Regions from separate parts of the Homo sapiens genome. Here region 2 is linked to region 1. A link is a loop called in an ENCODE intact Hi-C map of the cell type or tissue named here. Cell type or tissue: mammary epithelial cell. All regions are shown on one strand.

The links. Peaks named below come from ENCODE experiments on the same cell type or tissue, not always from the same donor. Only the 100,000 strongest peaks of a DNase experiment are listed, where the experiment ranks them.
Region 2: it touches region 1 in a loop (2.3-fold over the local background); 1 of 110 quality-filtered maps calls a loop at or near these places.

Annotation. Positions count from the first base shown.
Region 1 is chr4:151,671,832-151,679,831 of GRCh38, reverse strand. GATB (glutamyl-tRNA amidotransferase subunit B) reads left to right here. Exons shown (of 13, transcript NM_004564.3): 11 at 1-19; 12 at 6,936-7,070. LOC107986197 (a long non-coding RNA gene) reads right to left here. Exons shown (of 2, transcript XR_001741447.3): 1 at 3,272-8,000; 2 at 1,942-2,532. Among named protein-coding and RNA genes, the nearest start is that of GATB, 85 kb to the left of the region's middle. RefSeq lists an enhancer at 6,486-7,285. In mammary epithelial cell, CTCF peaks have their summits at 3,454 and 4,949; DNase peaks (open chromatin) are centred at 3,321 and 4,941; H3K4me3 peaks cover 460 bases; H3K27ac peaks cover 900 bases.
Region 2 is chr4:151,739,026-151,747,025 of GRCh38, reverse strand. The region is part of intron 2 of GATB (glutamyl-tRNA amidotransferase subunit B); the gene reads left to right. Among named protein-coding and RNA genes, the nearest start is that of GATB, 18 kb to the left of the region's middle. In mammary epithelial cell, a CTCF peak has its summit at 3,645; a DNase peak (open chromatin) is centred at 2,175; H3K27ac peaks cover 3,616 bases.

The DNA.
Region 1 (8,000 bases):
TTCATCAGCAGCTAAACAGGTATGTCCACACTCCCGACAGCTTCTGACTGTGCTACTGTCCCAAGAAATGTTTTCTGTGACACCCAAATGCCATCACTGAGTGACTTTCATCATGGAAGTATTAAATGCCAGTAGTGGTGTTTTTAATGCTGAAAGGTAGAAACATTTTATTTAGCAAGCGTATGAAGCCAATATGTGCAATGCAGGCAGTTTGCTTCTCGTCATCACCGCTAACCTGGGGAAATAGTTATTGTCTGGTCTTGCCCTGAACATCTCCGCCTGACATGTCTCCTGTAGCCCTTTTACACCTGAGAACTTTCCCTCGTGCCCAAGGCAGCCTCAGCTCAGCTCTCAGCCTGCTGGGGCTCTTGTCCCGCCCCCACACCGCCTCCCAGCCAGTCCCAGGGCTCCCTTGTCCCTGCTGCATGGTTGCCCTCAGAGAGTCTGTCCTCAACAAGGAGGGTGAAGTCAGACTCTGCACTTTGTAGATAAAATGTTACAGACATGCCCGGTGTGTGAAAACTCAGAAAAATAGCATCATCCTAAGCAGCCTTTTGTCTGTCTATACCTCTGCCTAAGTGCTAGGCAGTTGACAGACTCGTGGAATTCAGAAGATTCTTACAAATACATACCCAGAGGGCCGGGCACAGTGGCTCACGCCTGTAATCCCAGCACTTTGGTAGGCTGAGGCGGGTGGATCACGAGGTCAGGAGTTTGAGACCAGCCTGGTCAACATGGCAAAACCCCGTCTCTACTAAAAATACAGAAATTAGCTGAGTGTGGCAGCGGGCACCTGTAATCCCAGCTACTTGGGAGGCTGATACAGGAGAATCACTTCAATTAGGGAGGTGGAGGTTGCAGTGAGCTGAGATCATTGTGCCACTGCACTCCAGCCTGAGTGACAGAGCGAGACTCCGTCTCAAAAAACAAAAACAAAAACAAAAAAAACACATAACCAGAAAGATCAAGAACACCAAGGTGGCTGCCTCATCTCAGCTTCAGTGATCGCAGCTGTCAATGCTTCAGCCAGAAGTTTAATGTTATTTTAATGGTGCCTTTTGCATGTAACGTTTATCTGCACCGACAGTAGTGGCAGGTTACAAAGGGAGGCTTGGGGAAAGTGGCTGCTTTGGGATAATTATGAGGCACCATAGTGCACGCACCGGGCTGGGTGCTGTGGAACTGGAGACGGGACTAATAAAAGCTCTGTTTACCCACCTCGAGTGAGGCTGTCAACTACAGGGACCTCACCGCGTTTAGGAAAGGCTCTTGCTTGTCTGGATGTCAGGGGAATACAAATGTTTATGACAATGCTGAGCAGTTGCAGGAAGTTTAGATGGCCTGAGGGCAGAAAAAGCACTATATATATATGTAGAGAGAGAGAGAGAGAGAGAAGAACACATTGAATTATTGCACGTGAAATGAAAGAAGGGAAAAACCTTCCCCTTTTCCTACTCATCCTGCCCCACAACACAACAGAACAAAATACCTAGTGCGGTGAATAAGATAGTTCCAGTAAGAAGAAATGGAAAATGTTGGAAGCTGACAGCTGGGTTCAGATGTAGGGACGCTTTCAGATTTTATCAGCTTCCAGCATGTTTAAAGGAGGGGACTTCTGTGAGGCAGTCAAGCGAAAATACAAGCCTGGCTAGAAGGGTGTCTAGTGTGTGTTGCTTAAGGGGGTCCCCGTGATGTATCATTGCCTTGGGGTTTTTTTTGTTTTTCTACCTTTTTTTTCTGTTTTTAGGAAATTACTGATTTTCTGGGGGAAAGTAATATATGTTGATCATAAAAAAATATAAGTAATGTAGAAAAACAAAGATTCTCAGGTTCTACCACCTTGAAATAACTACCTTTAATATCAGATGAACATCATGAAGGAAGAAGGAGGAGGAGGGAGGAAGGAAAGATAGCAATAAAGACTTTCAAAAACTGAAGTTATGGTGTACTTTTTTTTAGTTTATTTCTTATTATTAATTATATAGTGTCAAGCATTTTATCTGGATATTTTATGTATTTATTGACTTTGTATTATTTATTTATTTTTATTTTATCTGGACATTTTATGAAAAGTACATCTGTGTTGCGGCACGCATCAGTCCTTCACGCCTTTTTAGGGCTAAATGGGGCTGCTCGTCTGCCAAGCCCCTTCACCATTGTACGGACACATTCCATTTTGTCTGTCCATTCATCAGTTGATGGACATTTGAGTTGTTTCCACATTTTGGCTATTAGGAATAATGCAGCCTTAAACATTCATGTACAAGTTTTTGCACACAGGCTGGATGTATACCTATAGGAATGGAATTTCTGGGTCATATGGTAATGCTGTGTTTCATTCATATAATGAGGAAGTGCCAGACTGTATTCTAAAATGGCCGCACCATCTTACAGTCTCACCTGTTAGTGTGCAAGGGTTCCAGTTGCTCCATGTCCTCACCAGCACTTGTTATTGTCCATCTTTTTGATTCTATAGCCGTCCTAGTGGGTGTGAAGTCGTATCAGGGAGGATTTGATTTGCATTTCCATAATCTGTTGAGAATATTTTTGTATCTTATTTTTATAGTGTACTTTTTTAAAAAAGAAAAATGTGTTACAGATATTTTTTTCCAAATTTAATAGAAGAGTCCAAGCATGGCTTGGGTTTTAGAAAGCTGTGAGCCAGAACAGAGACTCTCTGATCCTACTGGTTATTGGTGTTGCCTCTGGCAGAACTGGAAGAGGCTCCAATAAGTGATTAGATAGATGACCAGGGGATAAGGAAGAAAGGTGACTGAGTGACTGACTCCTAGGGATGACAGACACACAGAAAGAAGAATCATGTCCTGAGAGCAGAATTCCGAATTCCAAAGAACCTCCCACTTTGTGCTCTAATTGGTTATGAATCTGCCTTTCTCTGCCTGTCTCTCACCCACTTCCTTGTGCATTATCTTCATTCCTTCTGCCTTTCACTGCACCCTCCTCCCAGGTGTCCTGCCAGTGCTCCCGACATTTACAAACCTCATCCCTTCAGCACCCCAGAGCCAGGGGAGTTAAGAGGTTGCTGCCACAAAGCAGCCTTGTTCTTCAGAATCAGAAATAGAAGCTGGGAAATTATATATCATCATGAGCAGTTATCTCCTGGGAACTGTAGACAAAAGCACCCCGTGTGCCCCTCACAAGACCCAGGCTGTGTATTGAAGTGGCAGGTGGCACCCCGTCTCCTCCCCTCACTAAAGACAGGGTCAGCTTGGACACATCAGACTCCCAAACTGTCAGAGTTACAGCTAACCTGAAAACAGCCTCCCAGGATTCCCAAGCCTCTTGTGACTCGCCCTGGATGTCGTCCAGACAGCTGGTTAGTCATGGTTCAAGGGAAATCGCATGGGTTGTGTAGGTGTACGAAGGAGATCCTTCATGCACGTCTGGAAACAGATGCAGATGATCCACCATCCCCTGAGGATTGTCCAGTTAACGTTTCTGGAATTGGGTGCCGCAGAGATGGAAATCGCGTTTAACACACAAGTGTTCCATAATAACCAATCTCTTGTCTACTTTGTGGTCTGCTTTAAAGAGAAATCGCCAAAAACCTTTTAATGTACAAAATGTTATATATCATGCACCAAAGCTGTATTACAAATGACTAGATGTCTTTTTCTCTCTTTAGTGCTTCAGTTATCTGCACAGTTTACTGGGCCCCGCTTTATTAGGGGCTTGGGTTGATGTTTGTGCCTTTCTAGAAAAGTAACCTTTCACAATACTTGCCTTTGACCAAAAAGGGGGCTCCCTTCTCTGTAACTGTGACAGCTCCCTCCATGCCATGTCCCTTGAACAGGTCTTTCCACCATATCCTGACCTTGGAAACCCAGGACAGGCAGGGAGAGGCTAGAGTCTTGTGTGCTTTCCTTCAGGATACTTCAAAAATAGCTTTAGCTAGAAACAGTTGGGTGGCAACTAAGAGGGTGTGTAAATTCAGTCCTCAGGGAACCAAAGGCCGAGTCTCTGCCCCATGTGTCAGAGCCGGCTCCAGTGTCTGTGTGTGATGGGGAGTTCCCAGCTTGCATTACCCAGTACTCCTGGTCGGCCATTTATTAACACAGAGGACCAGCACTGTGCTAGAAATTCCTTGTTACATCTGTTTGTCTTGGGTAGGCAGCAGCAGGGCCTGGGAGCTGCGCTCCTGGCTGGAAACAGTTGCACTTGGATATCACTTCTCAGGGTGGGATTAAACACAGACAAAAGCTGAGGATTTATGCTGCAGCACAGGGCTCGGCAGCCACAGAGGCCACTCTGTGAGCGTCAAGAGGGCCAGGAGCAGGAGAGTCTGGCCTGGAGACAGGGCCGCTCCACTACCACCCAGTGGCTCCCACCCTCCTGGACTCCAGCCAGGAGTGCACAATCCTCGTCTTAAATAGGATTGAGCAAAGGATGGGACAACCGGCGTCTGTTGTATAAGCCTAGGGGACTGGGGACTGGGGGCCTCGACTGTCATGGCCACTGCACTAATTTGTGGAGTTAACTAACATTATGTATTCTAACTCTGGGAGGAAAGGACATTTCAGCCACCGGGCTCCCATGTGTTCCAGGAGGCTGCTGAATGATGTTTCTCTAGCGGCACTGCTTGGTACCACCCCGCCTGGCCCTCCTTCTCGGGGAGCAGCCAGCCTCTTCGTTTGAAGGCATCTGTCCTAGAGGTGCACTGCTTCTCCTTCTGAATGGTGTGATTGGAAGTGATCCCCAAGCACTCTGCCACTCTTCCGCTTATTTTGGCCCAGGCAAATCCAGCCAACATTCGAGCTGTGGGTCCCGTCAGAAAGAGGCTGGCTCACTGGCCAGCCTGCTCAGGGTCTGCCGTGTGCTTCCCACCGCAGCAGCTACCACAGGCGCTGAGAAATCGCTCCCTGGTCTGTGTCTGCAGACGCAGACCCAGGAGGGGCCCCGCCTACTTCCAGGCACAGGCTGCTCGTCCGCCTGGTTTTCCTGGAGGGAACTGCTGCGTAGATTTTTCACGAGCAAGTCCTTACAGGTGGTTTCTGTTTTGAGCCAGGTTTTCAGCTAGGAGCTTTTTTGGGAGTCTGTGCAGATGAACAAAATCAACACTGGTCAAAGTCTAGATATCTACGAGGAGGGGATAAATTATGATAAATACATCTGATGGATACTAGCTAGATCTTTTTATTAAGAAAGTACTTCTGTGCTAAATGAAAGAAAGCAGGACACAAACTGAATATACGTTATGATCCCAAGTATGTTACAAAACAGAAAGAAAAAGATGGGAAGAAAAAACACCAAAATATTAACATTGGTTTTCTTGAGAAAATGGGAATTCCGGTGATCTCTTTTGATCTCTCCTGTATTTCCTTATATTTTCTGCAGTGAATGTGTATTAACTTTTATTATTAGAAAATGATTTTTAAAATTTAAGTCCTAGTTCAAAAAATAAACGTGTCAGAGAAAGGGGGCAGATGGACTCCTCCGACTTACAGGGCAGCTCCATGGAACGCCATCCAGGTCCCCAGTGCTTCTGCTGGCAGCACTCCACTGATAAGCATGTTGAGAGTGAGGAAGTTTCTTCCCGCTTCTGTGCCCCCTTTCTCCCAATGGTTTCCTCATTGTCAGGCCACGTACATATCTGCTGAATTGAGTTGGAGGCACGTGCATTCTGTATTTTTCTAAGAGTAGGGCCAGGCTTTTCCTGAGCAGTCGGGCAGCGGCAGAGGGGTGCCCTGTAGGGAGCTTACCCAGGACCTGCCAAGCACACCTCCTTGGCCACAGTCACAGCGCACGTTCTGAGGCACCAGGCTGAAGGCGCAGTGCCTGTCCCAGCAGTGATAAGTATTTGTGGTTTGTTTTTGAATCAGACTGGGGAAGACTTTGAGCCCTGCTGAGACTCAGAGCATCTCCCTTTTATTTGCTTTGCTGTTCGTGCTAATTATGGAAGAGCTCTGTTTTTCCAGGAGGAATGGCTCCTGGTTGGCCCGTTCTCGGCCACCAAGGTAACAGGGAAAGTTGGGTGTTCAGTCATGACTGTGGACTGGACGGAGGTGGCACCGGTGGGAGACCAACAGAGGAAGCCCTCCTCCCGGCTCCCAATTCTGGCTTTCGCTAGAAGACAAGAGAAATGAGGAAAACAGCTACCCTAGGAAATAGCCTTCCTTGAAAATGGTTTCCTTTTTCTCAGGTTTGATGAATTTGGGGATTTGTTGTTGTCATTTTTTAAGTAAAAAAAAAATGCCCCAAACATTAGCGTTCATTATCCTAGTCTGATTTGGGTCCGGCTCTACCTGTAGGAGATGAATGTGGTAGGCCAGGGGGCCCCTGTGGATTCTAATTTATGTTTTCAGTTGTTTGCCATTTTGTATCTTCATTACGGGGCTACTTTCCTGCCTCCCTAAAGTCATCTTTCCCAGCATGCTGTTTCTGGACTTTATTTAGTACCGTGGTTACCTCCTGCAGGCTGTGTGGCCCCATCCTTCACCAAAATGTCACCTCAATTAATTCGGCGGCCATGAGACAGATCCATCAGTGGCCCGCCGACTCCCGTCAGCAGGCGCCCATGAGTGATGGGCACCTCCACGCCTCCCGCGGCCCCCCCCCGCCATGTGGAGTCAGCCGGGCAGGACTCACCATCCCTCTGGGCACGAGGGCATCTGGCTGGCCCGAGTCCTCTCACACCTTATGCTGAGGGAGACTTCAGCCTCAGGAGGAGACCCCAGGTGCATTCACTCCACCTAGCTGGCCTTGTTCCCCAGCCCTGCACTCAGGGATGCCTCAGGAGAGCCAACGCTCTGGCAGGGCAGCCAGGTGCCCTTTCCCTTTGGGCCAGGCCCAGGCAGTGGGGACTTAATTGAATCTGCTCATTCCCACCCCAGCTCCACACAGCACAGCACTGCAAATGGAGCTGGCAGAAGAGCTGACTTCTCATTTCTCTTTCCTCTCCCTTCTCTGGTCCATAGGTGTTTGAGGAACTGTGGAAGAGGGAAGGCAAGACTCCAGGGCAGATTGTTTCAGAAAAGCAGCTTGAACTGATGCAGGACCAGGGGGCACTGGAGCAGCTCTGCCACTCTGTGATGGAGGCCCATCCTCAAGTGGTGACTATCTCGGGCAGGGGAGAGGGCCAGAGCCAGCCCCAGGACATGCCCAAGAGCCTCGCCATCGCTCCCTGTGGCAGCCCAGAGGCTCTTCCTAAGAATGGCTGACCCAGTTTCATCAATAATTCCCTCACTGTCATCTTTTTAGTTAAGGTCAGAAGAGATGAAATAGGTGGATATTGGAAAAACACAACTTCTTTTCCTATAAGAAGGATGCCACCCCTGGAGTTTACTCTCCATGGAGGTGTAGTTTAAAAGGGTGTCAGCAAGCTCACGAAATCCAAGCTGTGACCTCCCAGGTGTGTCGCCCTCTCCCAGGGTTGGCATTTCGAATCTGTTGTGGTTAGCGCTACTTCCTAAGGACCTCCCAGTAAAGAACCAGCAGGTGTGCCGGCAGAGCAGGGAGAGTACAGGAACTTCAGCTTCATGCTTCTAAGAGGTGGGAAGAAAGGCAGAAGGGAAAAGTATTCATAAATTGTGGAGAAAATCCCTGACAGGAGCATGACTGAAAACCAGGTCATTTTGTGTTCTTAGCACAGCACAAGACATAAAAGCTAAAACGAGTGGCATCCCTCCCTCCCCAAGTCTAATCATATTGTCTAGAGATATTTTTTCAGTGGGGAAAAAAATTGTCGGCATCTTTTTCAGAATAATACCCACCCACCCATCAGCTTGCCGGGGACACTCACAGCTCTGTAAAGAGCTCTCGATAAGGAAAATGAGCCTGCACTGGGCCTCCACAGCCTCGTCTTCCTGCCTCATCTGTGGTGACTGATAAAGACGTGCCAGTAGTTTCAGGCTTGTTCTGTGGCACTTGAGTGCAGATCCTCATGTCATTGCCCTTGGAGACGCTGCAGAGCAGGAGGTCACGTGGTGGCCCTAAGAGTCAGTGGCTATCTGATAGGAATTCAGCACCTCCTGGCTTCCTCA
Region 2 (8,000 bases), 67 kb before region 1:
AAGTGAGTAGAAAATGTGTTGTCCTGTCTCTTGTGGTTACCCCTGGTGTCACATGGCTTTAAACTACCATTACTTCTGCGGCCCCAGGGGATTTTCTTGCTTGCTTTGAGCTTGGCTCTGGGCATGTACACATCTGTGTATTTGTAAATTTATATGTATATATAAATGTATGTGTGTATAAATAGAATACTTCATTTCTGCCTCCTGCCTCCATCTCCCTGTTCCCCAGCATGTCTGGAGCACACCTGCTGTCTTGACCAACCCCCTCCCCGTTCTGATTAGTAACCCTTATTCTGAATGTTTTTTAGGATCTTTTTATTTTCTTATTTTCCCTCAGTTTTAGGATTTTATGGAAGCCCATCATAAATCTTGAGGATGAAAAGGTCAGCCAGCCCATTTCACTGCTTATAGGCAGGATTACAGCTACACTAAGGACAGCATTCTTTGTTTTTATTAGTAGGGATTCAGCTTCACTCATTATTTGGACCTAGTAAAATCTCTTTACTGTGGTGCCAAGTCTTCCTTAATTTATTAAGTAATTATTCACCTATAGATCTATAGACAGGATCTTAGGTTGTTTGCTTAAAGTTAGTTATTTCCTATTTAACAATACCATTCCAATTTTTCTACTTGTAATACTTTGTATATGGTTGTGAAATGGGAAGAAAAATAAGAAAGAAAATATATTTGTTTGGTAAAATGTCATGGGCTTTACAAGTCTGTTTCATAATTGGCCAAGTAATATTTCCAGTAATGGTGAGATTTCAGCAAAGAATCAAGTTTGTTTGAAATTTATGCATGTGCAAACCCATGTTTACACATACACACACACTCACTTTTTGTCATCGGAAATGCTTGCCCTCTCCTGGTGTCAGTTCCCACGCAGGGGAAAGGGGAGAGGACACCGTTGCCTCTGCCGTAGCTGGCTGGTAGGAATGCTCAGTGTGGCACAGTAGATAACTCCTGATAATCAGGCTGCACTACAATTCATTTAATAAGAAATGAGAAGCTCTGCTCTTGTTTTGCTTGTCTGAAAGCTCTTATCTGTATGTAACATAGAACTCCCTAGCAACTGTGAATGCCTCTTGTCTCCAGAACTGGGGAAAAGACCATAAAAGCTGTTTTTCACACATGTATGCAAGAATATTCTCCTCTTTTCTCAGGATCAGCCTGTTTAAAAAAGCATTCAGGGCTTTCCATATCAAAGGTATTTAGAATTGGCCCTGGAAGCTATGGAATGAAAACAGGAATGTTGTTTACTACATTTTACAAAACTTTCTTTTATTCACAAGAGTGCATACTATTATTAGCCAGAATAAGGGGAATGAAGAGGGGAAGAAATATGATGTGAATAAATATGATGTGATGCCTGCCCTCTGGGAACTAACAAACAATGCAAATGCTGTGCTTTCTGCTAGAGATTCCTTCTGGAACATATGTATGCACATTGCAGCAGAAGGGGTCTTGCCTCCCTGAAGAAATAGTGATGTGAACGCTTTTCTAAAGTACTTTGGAATTAATTTATTTTTTAGATTCCTTATGACAGATTTCGTTCAAGCTAGGTAAATCTGCAGCATTCCGACTCTGAACATAGAAGATATTGGTGATAACTTTTGTTTTGAAGAACCTGCTAGATTTAGAAACCCTTGACTAGTCTAGGGAGCATCAGGCTTTCTGAAATGCTTTTCTGGCTCTTAATTCTAAACATAATTATAAAAGTTGTTTTTAACTCAAAATGTAGAAATGAAACAGAAATTGAAGATAGCATCATTAGGGAAAAGTCTTTAAATACGTACATTTATAATCAGATCTACATTTATCTCTCCGTCCATTCACACTTAGATGATGTTTAGCTATTTAAGAAGACAAAATGTGACCATTTTCTATGAAATTTCTTTCCATTTCAATGATTTGCTTTAATGTAATCTGAAAGATTTATAATTATGTTGTATACTCAGACTTGCTTCTTGCCAGTCACTCTGCAAATCACTTCTATAGTTATCCTCCATGCTTTTGAGAGTGAGGTGTTGCAGGGATTAGGTGTTTTGTATAGTGACCCTTGTCACCCTAAAGGAGGTATGTGTCTGTGAGCTCATACCCACAAATGTGGAATGTTCCTTTTCAGCTTTTACTCTGCTGATGGTCTAAACCTGCCTTATAACTTAGTTAACCGGATGTCTCCCATGAACTCAGTGACTCATGACAATGATGACTTTCATGTTCAGGAGGCAGCATGATCTCACCTCCCTCCCTGTGGGAAGCATTTGACTCCTTCCCTGCCATAGATCTTTTTCTAACTTTCAGTGGGTTCTTGAAAGCCTCTCTCTTCACAGCAATTTTCACTTCCCTACCTCTCTACCAGCTTTGCATGCAATATTCCCCACCTGAAACCTAACCATATTAATAATAATGCTTCTACTATTTTTATTTTTATTTTTTTTAGAGACAGGGCCCCACCATGTTGCTCAGGCTAGTTTCTAACTCCTGGGTTCAAGGAGTCCTCCTGCCTCCACCTCGCAAAGTGGGATTATAGGCATGAGCCACCATGCCTGGCCTCTACTTTCTATCAATATGTATTTGTTTCATACAGTTGACTGAACATCTTTTTATGTTTTATGTATGTTGTTTATAAGGATTTCTGTGTTTGATTATACGCTTCTAAAGAGCAATTCATGGATCTTTCTTGGGCTACTTGACAGTACCTTGCATAGAACATGTGTATAGCACCCCTTGTAAATATTTCCCTATATACTTGCATACACGTACATACACGTGCGTACACACACGAGGCATCCATATAAAAGGATTTTCCTGTCTAAAACCCTTTAGCTATTTTTTAAACTTCTTTATGGGTCTCTTGTCCTGGCTGAACATAAGACAACCTTTTCTTGATTACCCAAGCTTATCAGCAACATCAGTTATTGCTCAGTGTTATAATGGTGGCTTCAAGGTCTATTGAGGTGTGTAAAGCTTTTTGATCCTACAGTAAATGGCTAAAGATAGCCATTGTTTTTAGGTTTCATATTACAGTGTTTTTCCCTGCTTTTATGGTTATGTGTTCCTCACTGGGTTTTTAAAGCTGCTGTCAGTATATTTGGCTCTAGGAATCCCTTCTTGCTCATTTTTCACTTCTCAATGATTATTTCTGATTAGTTCACAAAGTCAGATTATCACTTTTGTAAATATAAATAAGAACAAAGCTCTGAGTAGAAACCTGTCCTACAAAAGAAAGTACATGGATGCTATGAAAGCTATTTAGCATCACCATGTGACAATAGAATAGGAAGAGGTCCTGAAAATCATTCAGTTCAGTCCTTTTAATTTACAGATGAGAGAACTGCTGTTGGGACTTACCCATGGTCACACAATTTCTTAACATTCCATTCAGATTAGAACCAAAGTTTCTCACTTCCAGTTCAGTGATTAGCTCTCAACCTGTTCCACTATAGTTGAAGTTGCTGGAAGTCAGATTTATGTAGGTGGCTATTATTTTACAGATATGTATATATGAGTATACATCCAAAAACATTAATCTCATTAACAGATGTGTGTGTAATATGTTTATAGATGTATGTCCACATGCTTATACACATACAGAGGCACTGACTACACAGCACTGATGCTGGTTGTATGCACCATGTGTTATGATGCCCTCTAGGTGTGAGATCTAAACCTAGGGAGAGAGCAAAGACAAGAATGTTGAGTCAGAAGAAGAAATGGATAAAGGAAATCTCACCTAATTAGCCTCCAATTCAGGGCCCTGTGCATCGGATTTCCCCAGACTCACCATGAAGAAAGCAGGCCTGTCTATGGGCAGCTCTTAGCTGTATGTTGATCACGATGCAAATAGCGGTCATGGGAAAATTCTTTTAGGATCTTTTCTCTAGGCTTCATTCTGGCCAGTTTTCTCTACACTGACTTCTAGTTCACTAATTTTCTTTATAATATTCACTCTTTTACATATCCATTGAGGTTTTTAGTTCACTAGATCTTTCAATTACAGAAATTCTGTTTTTCTCTTTTAAATTTCTCTAGCCTTTTGAAAATAACTTGTTCCTTTTTCATGTATTCAGTTCTTTATTTCTTTCATAATTTTACAGCTACTTATTTTATAGTCTGTATTCAGTAATTCCATTACCTGAAGTTCTTGGGTGATCTTATTATGCTTTTTGCTTGACTGCTGATTCTGGCTGGCAGTAGATGATTCTCTGGTGTATTTTGTAATTTTTTTATTATGAAGCCATATCTGACAGGGCTTTATTTGTGGGATCTTGTTGAGAGTGCATCTCTTTAAAGCACTTTTGCATTGGCTTTTGCCTGATGCTCCAGGTCTAAGCCAGGGCCATTTTCCATATTTACCTCTTAGCTTGGGGGCTTCTGGACCACAGAGTTAGTACATCTGACCCCAAGCCTGTCTGAGAGCAGACTATCAATTCTTAGGGCAGACTCCCATACCCCCTGTCCCATTGCCACCCACCAAAATCTATAATCTGGCTGAAACTTTATTAAGGTTGAAACCTTATAGAAGGGAGGGGATGAAACAAAGGCTGTGAATATGGGTGACTCAGAATGGAGCAGGGAAGGCACCTTTAACCTTTCTCTGGCCCCCTTGCCCTGTCCCATTAAGATATCCCTCCCAGCCGGGTGCGGTGGCTCACGCCTGTAATCCCAGCACTTTGGGAGGCCAAGGCAGGCGGATCACGAGGTCAGGAGATCGAGACCATCCTGGTTAACACGGTGAAATGCCGTCTCTACTAAAAATACAAGAAATTAGCCGGGTGCGATGGCGGGCGCCTGTAGTCCCAGCTACTCAGGAGGCTGAGGCAGAAGAATGGCATGGACCGGGGATGCAGAGCTTGCAGTGAGCCGAGATAGCGCCACTGCACTCCGGCCTGGGCGAAAGAGCAAGACTCCGTCTCAAAAAAAAAAAAAAAACCATATCCCTCCCTTCCCATTGTAATTCTTCTGTGTTGTTGTGTATGTATTGCAGTTCACACTAGTTAGGGCCAAGGTTGGTGCACATCCCAGTACCTTTTATCTGTCCTCTCATCACAGACACAGATCAGGTGACTGAGCTCTTTCCAAATTCCCGCTAGATGTGCAAGGATGCACTCTCTCACTTATTGCCTTTAAAGATGATCATTTTCCCAAAAAAAGCTTCATCCTTAATAAAATGATTCCCTTAACCTTTGTGTAGAAATGATGATGCCATCTCACTCCTCCTAAAGAACAACAAAAAGCAATATGATGGTGTTGACAGGAGCAGCTGGCTCTAGTGGGAGAAATCAATGAGGAAATTGAGAGTTCGCTTTCCTCTCCACCTGAGCCTTGGCGAACCTGAGGGACCTCGTCTGGCCTCCCCCTGGGTGAATCTTCTGGGTCTGCAGAGCATCTCCCTGACTCAGCAGTGTTTCTTAGGAGCTTGATGTTCCTTTCCTAGTAATGGAAGTCTCCAGGCAGCTTGCTCATCTCCCCACAAATTCATTCCTGAGCAAGAAACTGCCAGTATTGTTTGGGAAAGCCTTTTCTCCCATTTCCACATCCTTTTATTGGTTTGTTTTCCCTCAAAAATATGCACATGGATGAGATATGGAGCAAAATAATAAGCCCTTATTAGAGAAGGCAGTGTTATACTTAGAATTATTAACTGTTCAAAATGAATTTTGTACACTACTGCAACCAAAAATCTGTAATACAATAGTACTCCCTTATCTGTAGTTTCCCTTTGTGTAGTTTCAGTTACCCTCAGTACAGGAGAATAAGATATTTTGAGAGAGACCACATTCATATAACTTTGATTACAGTATATTGTTCTTTTTTATTATTGTTGTTAATCTCTTGCTGTGCATAATTTATAAATTAAACTTCATCATACATACCTATGGATAGGAAAAAAAATAGTCTATATCGGACTTGGTACCATCCGAGGTCTCAGGCATCCCCCAGGGGTCTTGGAACCTATCCCTCATGGATAAGGGGGCACTCCTGTACTGGAAAGAGAGGTAGGAGTGTGCAGAAAATAAAGTATGAACACATTACCAAAGATGCCTGAGAGTACAAAAGCTTAGGAGTCTTTTGGTGATATAAATATGTAGTAGTCCAAAAAAAAAACCTAACAGTGTTCTGTGACACTATTTTTGTCTCTGCCATTCGAGTAGTTCATACAGGCTTTGTTCTGGTGATTTATACTAGAAGCCTATAATAAAAACGCAGCCTGAAATCATGCAGCTGGGTACCATTCATTTTTCTTCCATGGACAGTTCCCGAACTTAACAAATTACGGCAGGCCTGGCAAAGCTCTTCCTGCAAAGGCAATACATGCCTGGCCATGGCAGCTGCCCTCTTGGGTTTCTTCTGCTTTGTGGCATCATCGGTGATGCTGCGGGGATTGCTAGATGGTTTTTATGAGTACATCATGTACTGCATAATGACATTTTGGTAACAACAGACTACATATATGATGGTGGTCCCATAAAATTACAGTGGAGCTGAAAAATTCCTATGGCCTGGTGATGTCATAGCCATCTTGTCATCATGGCATAATACATGACAATATGTTTAGATACACAAATACTTACTGTTGTGTTACAGTTGCCTACAGTATTCAGTACATAACATGCTGTACAGGTTAGTAGCGTAGGAGCCATAGGCTATACCCTGTAGCCTAGGTGTGTAGAGGGCTGTCCCATCCAGGTTTGTATGAGTACACTCTTACGATGTTCATGCAACAGCAAAGTCTCCTAACAAGGCATTTCTCAGAACATATCTCCATTGGTAAGTGATGCACGACTGTACTAGGAAAGAGTTTCTAGGAAGATATTGTGTAGTTTTAGTGGGTCAATAAAAATAATACTCGCTTCCTGTCTTGAGTCAGAACCAACTGAGAAATCAGCACAGAAGTCAGACAGATGGAAATGAACATACCAGCTTTATTACAGATAATAGCTTGATTGAAAAATGCAACGTGATGTTTAGCCATATGCTTTTTAGTACTTGCTGCCTCTGTTGAACTCAGCTTTCCAAAACTGCAGGCTTTTCACTTGTAGAGGACGAACTTGCTTCTGCAGAAAGCTTATCATGTCGCCAGAGTAGAGCTGACTGTCCCATCATTGTGGGCATGTTGATTAGGAAGAACTCATGCAGGCTTTCTCCTGATAATTTATACTATAAGCTTCTATAGGAATGCTCAGCCATGGGGCCAACCCACTCATGTGGTTCCATTTCCCAAAGTCACTTGTCACAAAAGTCACTCTTTTGGGGACAAGAGAATACAGAGTAGAAAGCAAAGTCCTGTCACATGGAAACCTAGGGGCAGGGGAATGACCGTTGCCCAAATTGTGCCCTCAAAAGCATGAAGCCAGTGTCACATCATGTCTGGGCATAGATGTGAGAAGCTGTTTTTGGGTGAGTCTTGCGGAATTCTTTGTTTATACTGCAAGTAGATGCACTTGTCATCTGAGGCCATTGGCTTGGCCTCTCTTGGCCATTTTTATGTGTGTTTGCGGCTTCACATGTAACATTGTGGGGAGAGTTGGCTATTTTCTACGCTGCGGCATCTTGGGGAGTTTTTTTCCTCAGCTCTTTTAAAAATCTTGGCAAAGTTAGGAGGTCATTTTGCCATTGGCATACCAGAGATGACAAACGTAGGCTTGGTGATTCTGGCATGGGTAGGTAGTCAGGCTGGGCTCCTCTGAAGAGCATTCTGTTCCTCATGGCAGAGGATTCTTGCTAGTGAGCCTTTGTGTTCCCCAGCCTTTCACCACTGGGTACATCATTATAATAAGGACTGGAGCTGAGGCAGGGAGAATAACTGGGAATCAAAAGGCATTAGTGCTTCTGGGAGCCTTAAAATATTCTATTCTAAATTTTTATGCACGTATCTCCTTTTACAATTATAGAAGCAAGAAGCGTAATCAATCAAGGGTCTTTGTCATGCTTTGCAGCTTTCTTAGGAAATGCAGACAGGCAATAATATGTGATTGTCAATAGCATTTTGAATT